3 separate regions of the Mus musculus genome follow, and all the other regions are linked to region 2. A link is a contact called in ENCODE POLR2A ChIA-PET data. All regions are on one chromosome and are shown on one strand. The core of a region is the stretch at or near the end of the contact, and the rest is flanking DNA. Distances in the headings are between cores, read along the strand shown.

The links. ChIA-PET counts read pairs that join two places held with the same protein, here RNA polymerase II (POLR2A).
Region 1: POLR2A ChIA-PET joins it to region 2 with 10 read pairs in Patski. The contact joins the promoter of Cblc here to the promoter of Tomm40 in region 2. POLR2A ChIA-PET finds 5 or more read pairs at or near these places in 3 of 5 experiments (Patski and embryonic stem cell).
Region 3: POLR2A ChIA-PET joins it to region 2 with 21 read pairs in embryonic stem cell. The contact joins the promoter of Relb here to the promoter of Tomm40 in region 2. POLR2A ChIA-PET finds 5 or more read pairs at or near these places in 4 of 5 experiments (Patski and embryonic stem cell).

The regions. Positions count from the first base shown.
Region 1 is chr7:19,795,189-19,798,321 of GRCm38, forward strand. Cblc (Casitas B-lineage lymphoma c) reads right to left here and starts at 1,621. Exons shown (of 12, transcript NM_023224.5): 1 at 1,245-1,621. The coding sequence starts at 1,594.
Region 2 is chr7:19,713,981-19,716,891 of GRCm38, forward strand. It overlaps Tomm40 (translocase of outer mitochondrial membrane 40), which reads right to left and starts at 1,449. Exons shown (of 10, transcript NM_016871.2): 1 at 1,378-1,449; 2 at 1,001-1,279; 3 at 313-380. The coding sequence starts at 1,274. Nectin2 (nectin cell adhesion molecule 2) reads right to left here. Exons shown (of 9, transcript NM_008990.3): 9 at 2,664-2,911. Gm38955 (a long non-coding RNA gene) reads left to right here and starts at 1,484. Exons shown (of 2, transcript XR_881874.2): 1 at 1,484-2,009.
Region 3 is chr7:19,627,906-19,630,986 of GRCm38, forward strand. It overlaps Relb (avian reticuloendotheliosis viral (v-rel) oncogene related B), which reads right to left and starts at 1,533. Exons shown (of 12, transcript NM_009046.2): 1 at 1,286-1,533; 2 at 18-65. The coding sequence starts at 1,337.

The DNA.
Region 1 (3,133 bases), core at 371-2,870, 81 kb after region 2:
AAACAAAACAAAAACAAAACAAAAAACAACAACAACAAAAGAAATCTGTAACTGAGCAGTGGTGGTACGGCCTTTACTCTCAGAGGCAGAGGCAGGTGGATCTATGTGGGTTCTGGGCTAGCCTGGTCTACAGAGGGAATTCCAGGATAGCTAGAGCTACACAGAGAAATGGGATCCAAAAACAACCAACCAATCTACCAACCAAACAAGAGAACCAGTTTATTACTCTGGGCTGATTGTGGTGCCAGAGCCCTTTGACCCCAGTACTCAGGAGGCAGAGGGAGGTGGATCTCTGTGAGTTTGAGGCCAGCCTGGTCTACAGATCGAGTTTAAAGGCCAGCTGGAACTACATAAGAAAGAAAAAAAGAAAGGAAGAAAGAAAGGAAGAAAGAAAGAAAAAAGAGATATGTATTTTCATTATATATACACACACACATACATACATATATATACACATATATATGCACATGTGTGTCTCTATATATTATACTATATATATATATGTGATATATATATTTATTTATTCAGGCAAGTCACAACAAGGCTAGGGAGCCAGACCCAAATCACCAGTTTAGACCTTGCTCTGGGTTCCAGCTCCAGTTCTATGCAGTTGTCCCACAAGCCAGAGGGCAGGCACGTCTAAGATCCTTGGAACAGACATCTTTGCTGGAACCCAGACAGGTGGAAGTGGAGGTGGGAGTGGGGGCTGGCCTGTTTCTCAGGCTGGACAGGTGGGTCCAACTCATCCTGCCTCCCCAACAGGAAGTTTGCTCTTTTATTTTTTGTTGTTGTTCCGAGACAGGGTTTCTCTGTGTAGCCCTGGCTGTCCTGGAACTCTTTGTAGACCAGGCTGGCCTCGAACTCAGAAATTCGTCTGCCTCTGTCTCCCAGTGGGATTGAAGGCGTGCGCCACCACTGCCCAGCTGAAGTTTGCTCTTCTAGGAGAGACACACGCCTGCACCCCAGGTTCAAGCTGATCTACAAAAGGAAGAAAGGGGGCCTGGAGGCAAGGGTGCTTAAAGGGGGGAATAATGGGGAGGAAGGCTGGACCTGTACTCCTGGGTCTGATGGAATAAAGGGTCTTGACTTTTGGGTCTGATTGAGGAGAGTTGAAGCTTGTACTTCTGGGTCTGAAGGAGGAGGGTGGAACCTGGACCCCTGGGTCTGAGGGAACAGGCGGCTGGTGGCACACAATCCGGAAATCACTAGTTTGTGACTTGTCTCTGAGGTAGGTTAGCGCTCACCTGAATCTGGAGCCCTCCCGGAAAACATCCTGGTTCACGTCCTTTTTGCCTCGGGGTGGCAGGAGCTCCGCCACCTGCCTGCCTTTGACCTCCAGATTGGCCAGGTAGATGGCCAGAAAGTCATCGGCGCCACCGGGACCCTCGGGGTCTTCCCTGGCCTCGCGCCGGGCCTTTGCCACCTCTCCAAGTAGCTGCGCGGTGCGGGGCAGCAGGTCCCGCAGGGACGGGGGCCCCGTGACCATCCTGGGATCCCTGCATTGCTCTTCTAGGCGCTGGAGCAACTTCACCGCCCGGCTAAGCGCGCGTGGCTCGCCCCGCTGCCACCCTCGCGGGGCTGCCGCCGCAGCCATGGGTCCCTCGGGTGGCTTGGGACTGGGACGGAGGGGTGTGGCGGGGAAAGGCTCCAGGTAGGGGCGGGACCAAGAGGGAGCAGGGGGCAGGTCCTGGAGGACCAGGAGGGGACTGTAGGTAAAAGGGGCCGGCCTGGAGAGTCTGAGGGAGGACGGCTGAAGCTGGACGCCTGTAGAGTCTGAGGGAGGAGAGCTGGGACTAGACCCCTGGGTCTGAGAGAGGAGGGCTAGAGTCTGGATTTATTGGTGTTGAGAAAAGAGGTGGTTCCGCAAGTAGGGCTCTGGGACAAGGCACCCTTTCATGAATTGTGGCTGAAGCTGTCAGTCTTTCTTCATAGGGGAGTCAGAGAGCTGAGTCTTCTAAGAACAGAAAGTCAAGTAGTTACTCTATGTCCCCGAGGTAAGGTACTAGAACCACCGGAGTTCGGGCTCCCGTGGCAGGTAAGGGAAATTTAGTTACAGTTTAAGTACCCAGATTTTCAAAAGAGGTGAAAGGGGTGTGGCGGAAAGTGGCGTTCAGGAATGCACAGGGCTGCAGGAAGTGGCTGCCGGGCAGGTTTGCACCCCAACCTGCCAGACCTGTAGGTCCGCCCTGATTATGCTTCAGACAGCCACCAGAGGGCGCCGTGGACACGGTTCTCTCTGCCCCAGGGCACCCAGGGCATCCAGCAAGCCAGCCACCACCCCAGCTAGGCCCGGTACTGACTCCTCAGCCTGCCTGCTCTCTCACTCTCTCCTTCTCCCTTCCTCTCCCTTCCTCTCCCTCCCTGTTTGGCAAAAACTCCAGATCCAGGAGATCTGAAGCCTCTGTCCTCTGAAGACACCCTGGGTAAGCACACACACACACACACACACACACACACACACACACACACACACTTTGTTGTTCTAGCTTTGTTTTTTTAGACAGTATCTCACCATACAACCCTGGGCGTCCTGGAACTCTCTCTGTAGACCAGGCTGGCATCAAGCTCACAGAGATCTGTCTGCCTCTGCCTCCCAAATGCTTGGACTAAAGGCACGGGGCATGCCTGGTACAATATCTTTTATTATTAAAAAAAAAAAATCCCAGCACGATGGAGTCAGAGGGAGACTAATTTCTGATTTAGAGCCAGCCTGGTCTACACATTGAGAGTTCCAGGTAAGCCAGAGTTACACAGAGAAATCCTGTCTCCAAAACAAACAAACAAACAAACATAAAAAATTGAAGTTGAATGTGTTTTCAGATAATTTTAAACCTAATTATTCAGGAAGAAGAGAACAAAGATGTTGAATTATGGTCCAGCCTGGGCTACAAAGCAAGGTTCTGTTTCTAACAACCGAACGGGGTTGGGAATTTGGCTCATTGGGTGAAAGTGCTCCTCACCAATCCTGACAGCCTGAATTTGGTTCTCAGAACCCACAGAGTGGCAGGAGAGAAGGGAGTAATATGAGCTGTCCTCTGACCTCCACATGTGTCCACAGTCATGCACGCACGTAAATAAACAGACATAAACCCAAAGAAAAACAAACTTCTCCCAAACCACCCAATCCATCCCC
Region 2 (2,911 bases), core at 199-2,698:
TGACTTTGTAGGGTAAGAATTATGGATTCCTAAACCCTAACTCCCCCAGGCCCCAAGTAGTCACCCTGGAATTCTTGAGTCTTCCTGTTAGTTTGTCTTTTATGTTTTGATATAGGGTCTTTTGATGCATGCTGGTCTGGTCTTGGGAGTACGATCTTCCCACCTCTGCCCTGGCCAGTGGTGCCATTGGAGTGCTATCTGAATCTTGCTACCTACCAAAAACCCCAAGCCTTTAAGAGTGAGGGGATCTGTATGCATGGAGGAGTATCGCTGTTGTGACCTCTGGAGGGTCAAGGCACCAGAAAGGCTCACCTGGAAACGGTTGCTCAACCCTTTGTTGACTGTAAGTTTGACACCTTCCATCTGAACTGGAAACAGCTCTGCAGAAGAGAGATGCTGTCATACCCCAGATTCTTCTCCCATCCCAAGCTCTCTTCACAAACTCTTATCTCACTAATTCCACCACTAGAGGAACCTTGGCCCTTTGCACATTTTAAACCCAGTGCAGTCACCTCAACTTAGGAAATTCACTCTCCTGCCTAACTTCTCATGCTTACAGTTCTCACCACACAGAACTGTCCTCAGTATTTAGTAAGTTAACACACTTAACTATCGAGAGTAAGAATGTCCTCCCTCTTATGATCAAATTGTCAAAAGATCCTAGGCTAGGATCCTTGGGTCGAACCCCTCACAGGAACATTGGGGAAAACCTCTTGACACCGTGACCTTGGACTATAATTCCCTTCCTGATCACACTCCTGAATCTTGGTGGGGTTGGTCCCCTGGCTCTCAGTACCCTAAGACTTCTCCCTCCTGCTGTGGCATTCTTCCCCAACGAGTTCATCATCTGATCGCAGTTTCGAGCCCCAAGTTCAAGGTCCCACCCTTCCAATCCATCATCAGCTTCCAACGTTCTGTTTAATGATTGCAACGATGTGCGCCAATCCTCCGGGGGGTCCCTTCCCTTTCCCTGGGGCTACTCGGGCCTGGCGCCCCTCACCCTTGCACTTCCGGTGGCACTCCTCGAACGTCCCCGGGTTGGGCAGGCATCCGCAGCTCCCATCTTCCGAGGCCGCCGCAGCGCCGCTGGCCGCAGCCCCGGGAGTCCGTTCCGAACCACGGCCAGTGCTTGACCCAGTGCCCAGGCCGCCGCCGAGCGGCGGCAGAGTGAAGCCTGGCGGCGAAGGAGGCGGCGGCGGGAGCCCCACGAGGGACGGCGTAGGAGGCGGCGGTGGCCCTGCGGGCGGAGAGCTGGCAGCCAACACGTTCCCCATGGTATCTGCGAGGGGAAAGGTCAGAGGGCAGGGATCGGGGCGACACGCACACCCCCGGATGCAACCCCAGGCCCTTCCCACCCAAAGCGGACTCGGCTCTCACTGGCGGCCGCGGCGGCTCCTCTTCCCGGCCTGGGCTCCGCTCCTACCCCGTGCGCTAAGCGCAACCGAACCCGCTGCCGCCGCCGCCACCGCTGTTTTCCCGCCCCATGGATTCTATTGGTTCGGTGTCCTCCGAGATCCGCCCACCGCCCTAGAAGAAAGACATTCTATTGGAGAATTAGCAGGAAGTTCCACCCTTCTGTTGAAGCCCTACTCCTATTGGTTCCTAGTCGAAATCAGTCAGTGCAGCTTCCTCTACCTTCCTATTGGCTCGTGTATCCCAAGTTCATTGGTTCGCGACGCCGCGGGGCTGGAGCTAGTTCGCTATTTGTCGATAGCACACGCATTGACACGCCTACCTGCTCATTGCCCCGCCCTCCTTTTGGAGGCGCGGAGACCCGCCCCAGAAAATGCCTTGACTATTGGTGGACCTTGGCTCAACTCACATTCTAATTGGCTACAGTATGTCTAATGGGCCGGCCATGGTGACGTGCGTGCTAGGTCTCTCATTGGCCAATGCGCCAGGGTCAGGGGACATCAGTAGAGGTGCGTTGCGCTGCAGACGCTGCTAGGCAGCAAGGTCAGGTCTCGCGTCCCGACAGGCACCGCGGTGGAGAGGCAGGGTCCCCGACGGTAAAGCCGGAAGTGCTGCCCCTTCCCACAGTGCCTCGGGAAGGTTTCAAACCAGTTCTGGGATAACCTGCCGGCCTCTGCCTACCCACAATGCCGCTTTCTCCCTTAACGCCGCAGCTGCCTTGACCCCCCCACCCCCTTTTATTTTTTTACCCATCATGCCGTCTGCTCCTTGCGTCACTGTAGCTTCTATCTTTGGCCCATTCATTCCTTTCCCATTACCCAGCATTCATTCCCCCATTCATTGAGCTTCAATCCCTTGGCTCGGTTTAGCTCGTGTCTGCCTGTTCACGTTTCCCATCCTTCCGGCCTTTCTCTAATGAACTATCTTGGAATCTTTTACCTTCTGGCGACTACCCACTACGCCTACAGCCCTCGTTTCTTACTTTGCTTCTGGCTCATTCGTTTAGCTCCATTACCCATCACGCCTTGGGGGCTTCATTGAAAATAGTATTTGCCTCATGATCTTAGACACTTCTTGCATGCCTACCGTTTTTTCTTTTGGTTGATGCGGTTTTGCTTATGACTCATTAATTTCTGGGGCATTTTTTTTTGACTTTTTGGGGAGGGAGGGGAGTCCATTCTCTGTTGACTTACAGATCACGGATGCCTTTCAAGCTTCAGGCCTCATTGTACCCCACTCACTTCACATCTCACAGAAAACACAAGACTTTATCAAAGTAGAAACTCATATTATGTAGGAAATGCTTACAAAATAAAATTCCCAACCCAGATGCCCAGATTCTCCATCACACACACATACACACACCATCCCCTAAAGAGGGATATGTAGTTCTCATCTCACTGGGTAGGGGTTAAAAGAATTCAGTAGTCCTCAGGATAAGAGCAGAGTCTCCCAAACTTGGGGTGGCAAGGCACACTTGCATTAGGTTCTCCCCTCT
Region 3 (3,081 bases), core at 283-2,782, 86 kb before region 2:
CTGTGGGGGTTGCTCACCTGTGGTCCTGGAGACCGTTAGTGACAGGGAAGAGAGGTCACTGGAACCTGTGAGATGGAGACCTGGATTAACAAACAATGCAGGACCAGAGACTCTGATGAGCCTGCTCCTCTCTCTGGCTTGGTCCCTTGAATAAAGTCCCTCCTCCTTACCGAGCTCAGGTGCAGGCCAGCCTTCTCTAACTCCTTTTTTTTTTTCTTGGTTTTTCGAGACAGTGTTTTTCTGTATAGCCCTGAGCTGTCCTGGAACTCACTTTGTAGACCAGGCTGGCCTCGAACTCAGAAATCCGCCTGCCTCTGCCTCCCAAGTGCGCCACCACAACCGGCTCTTCTCTAACTCTTGAAAAAAGTTCTGGCTTTTCGTTTCTGCCTTTGACTCCGCCAATCATCACTCAATATCCGCTACTTTCCCCATTAAGGTGGGACTTGGAGGACTCCTGATGCCTCAGGAAAACCCCCGTCTCCGTTCTTCCCTCAGGGCGAAATCCGAGCCCCAATACTTCGTCACTGGAGAACTTTCCTCTCCCCCATCTCGCTGCAGGCCCCGCCCCTTTTCAATCCCATCGTCAGGCCCCGCCCTTCGTTTTCTAAACAGGCCCTGCCCTTTCCCTAGACCTGCCACTACGCCCCACTTTCCCCCACCCCAACCCAAGGGTAAGTCCCGCCCACTCACTGAGCCACACACCTCTTCTTGCTCTTGGAGCCTGACCCCGCCCCTATTTCCTGTCAAGCACAGTCCTGGATCCTCCTCCTCGAGGTCAGGCACCGCTCCTCCTTAAATCTTGAAGCTGGGCCCCGCCTCTTTCTTTGCCTCTAAAGGCCTAAGCCTTGCGGGAGAAGGGTCCCCCTTGTTTGGAGAGAATAAAGCCACTTCCTCGAATTAGGCTCCGCCCCTTACTCCTAAGAGCAGCCTCACCCACTCTGTAAACCAGAAGCCTCCTCTGAGTTTGCCCCGCCCCTGTGTGTATGGCTCCTCCCCTTCAGAGTTATGCCCCGCCCCTCCTCTCGACCGCCGCCCGGCCCGCCCCCTTCTTTGCCTCAGGCTCAGGCCCCGCCCCCTTCTCACTCCTTAGCGGGACGCCTAGCCTGTATCTCCCCGGCAAGACCCTTCACCATCCTCTACCTTCTGCCTTATCCCTCGCGCAGTGTCCCCGCCACCCTTGTACTCTCCGCACCGAAGCGCGAATCCTGCGGAAACCCGCAGATGACTCCGAGCGCCCCGAACTCCCCGAGCCCGAGCCCCGCCCCAGAGGTTCCACTCTGCTTACCCAAGGCCCCTAGCTCGGGCGCGGACTCTCTGGCAGCGCGGCGACTCGGCATGGCCCGGCCCGTAGGGACCGACAGCCCGAAGGCCAGCTCAGGGCGAGCGCACACGAGGGCAAGCCGGGCAGTCGGACAGCCCGGTCGGCTGGGACGATCACCGGCCGGGCAAGCGGTGCAAGGCTAGGGCCGAAGGCCGGGCTGGACGCACGGCGCCCGGGGCTGCGGGGGGCGCCGGGCCGAGCGGGCGGCGGGCGGGGGCGGGGCGGCGGAATTCCCCGGCGCCGCCGGCCTGCGCACCCATTGGCTCGTACCCCTCCGTGACGTCACGTCAAAGGGAATGGGAAAACCCCCGCTGCTCACGTGACTGCGGGGGCGGGGTCGGCCGGGAAGCGAAGGCTTGGCACTTCGCAGGGTCCGGGTGCGAGTCGCTGCCCATTGCCTTGGCCAAGACCACTGAGGTCCGTCCGGGTCCACTTGCGCCCTACCCACAGAACAAGCTGAGAAATGGGCATTCCATTTCCCCTACGAGGGCTTGAACCTGCTATCTTTCAGGCTGGCAAATGAAGCCAGGAGTGGGAAGTTAGCAGCCATTGATAATTTGTTTGAAGTAAAATTTACATAGGGTCTCATCTTGCCCAGACCGATGACCTTGAACTGCAGATCCTTTTGCCCCCATGGATCCTTCAGATTCGTCCCTCCACAGTGCTGGGACGACAGGCATGAACCACCACCTAGTCTATGCAGCACTGAGTGTTGAACCCAGGGCTTCATGAATACTGAGCTACAGTCCCAGCCCGTTGGTGATATATGGCACCTATAACCTATAGAAACCTATAGAAACTTGTATGTTCCATTCCCCTTCTATCATAGCATGTGTGATCAATGATTCAAGCAACCTACGCATAATTAAGCACTTGCCATATGCTGCAGCCTGTAATGAAAACTAGGGTACAGCATTACTAAAACCAGGCCCACTTCTTGCTCCAGAGGCAGAAAACTGCAGCAGTGAATGATGTGGCACCGGTATCTACTGTTGCACACCAAAGCAAAGAGCATTGTTTTGGTTTTGCTATGTAGCTCTGGTTGACATTGAATTCATGATAATCCATCTGCTTCAGCCTGAGTCCTGGGGATCCCAGGCACCTACCATCACGTCCAGCTTAGAGCAAACCTTTTCTTGCAATGAAAGACATTAGGCTCAGGCTTTGAGAACCAAATGGTCTTAATTTTCAAATGTGCCATCTTACATAAACAGCCAAGGACCAGAAACAGGGATGTGGCTATGTTCTATTAGAACATAATTTGATAAATATAGAAATGGGAATATCATGTAACTTTCACACTGAATCATATTCTTTTTCACTTTGTACCAGAGGGAAATGTTCCAGTGTCATAAGCAAGCCCAGGAGTGGACATCTCCCATAGAATAAGCTTGCCAGTCACACACACACACACACCAATCACTGCTTTCCTTGAGGTTTTCCAACTGTAGTGCTGAGGATGTGGCTTGTGATAGAATGCTTGTCTAGCATGTATGAGATTCTAGGCTGTGTTCTCAGCAGCACACAGAAAGATATTGTAGCCACAATATGCCCATTCTGGACAGACAGAGGCAGGAGATCCACTGACAAGTAGTGAGTTCCACTGCATAGCAGGCCCTTGTCTCAACGCAAACCAACAAAATAAAACAAAAAAGAAGGGGGAGAAGAGGGGGAAAATTGGGCTGGTGGTGTGGCTTAGTGGTAGAGCACCTGCCTAGCATGTTGGAGGACCTGTGTTGATTGCCTGGATCTGAGACACG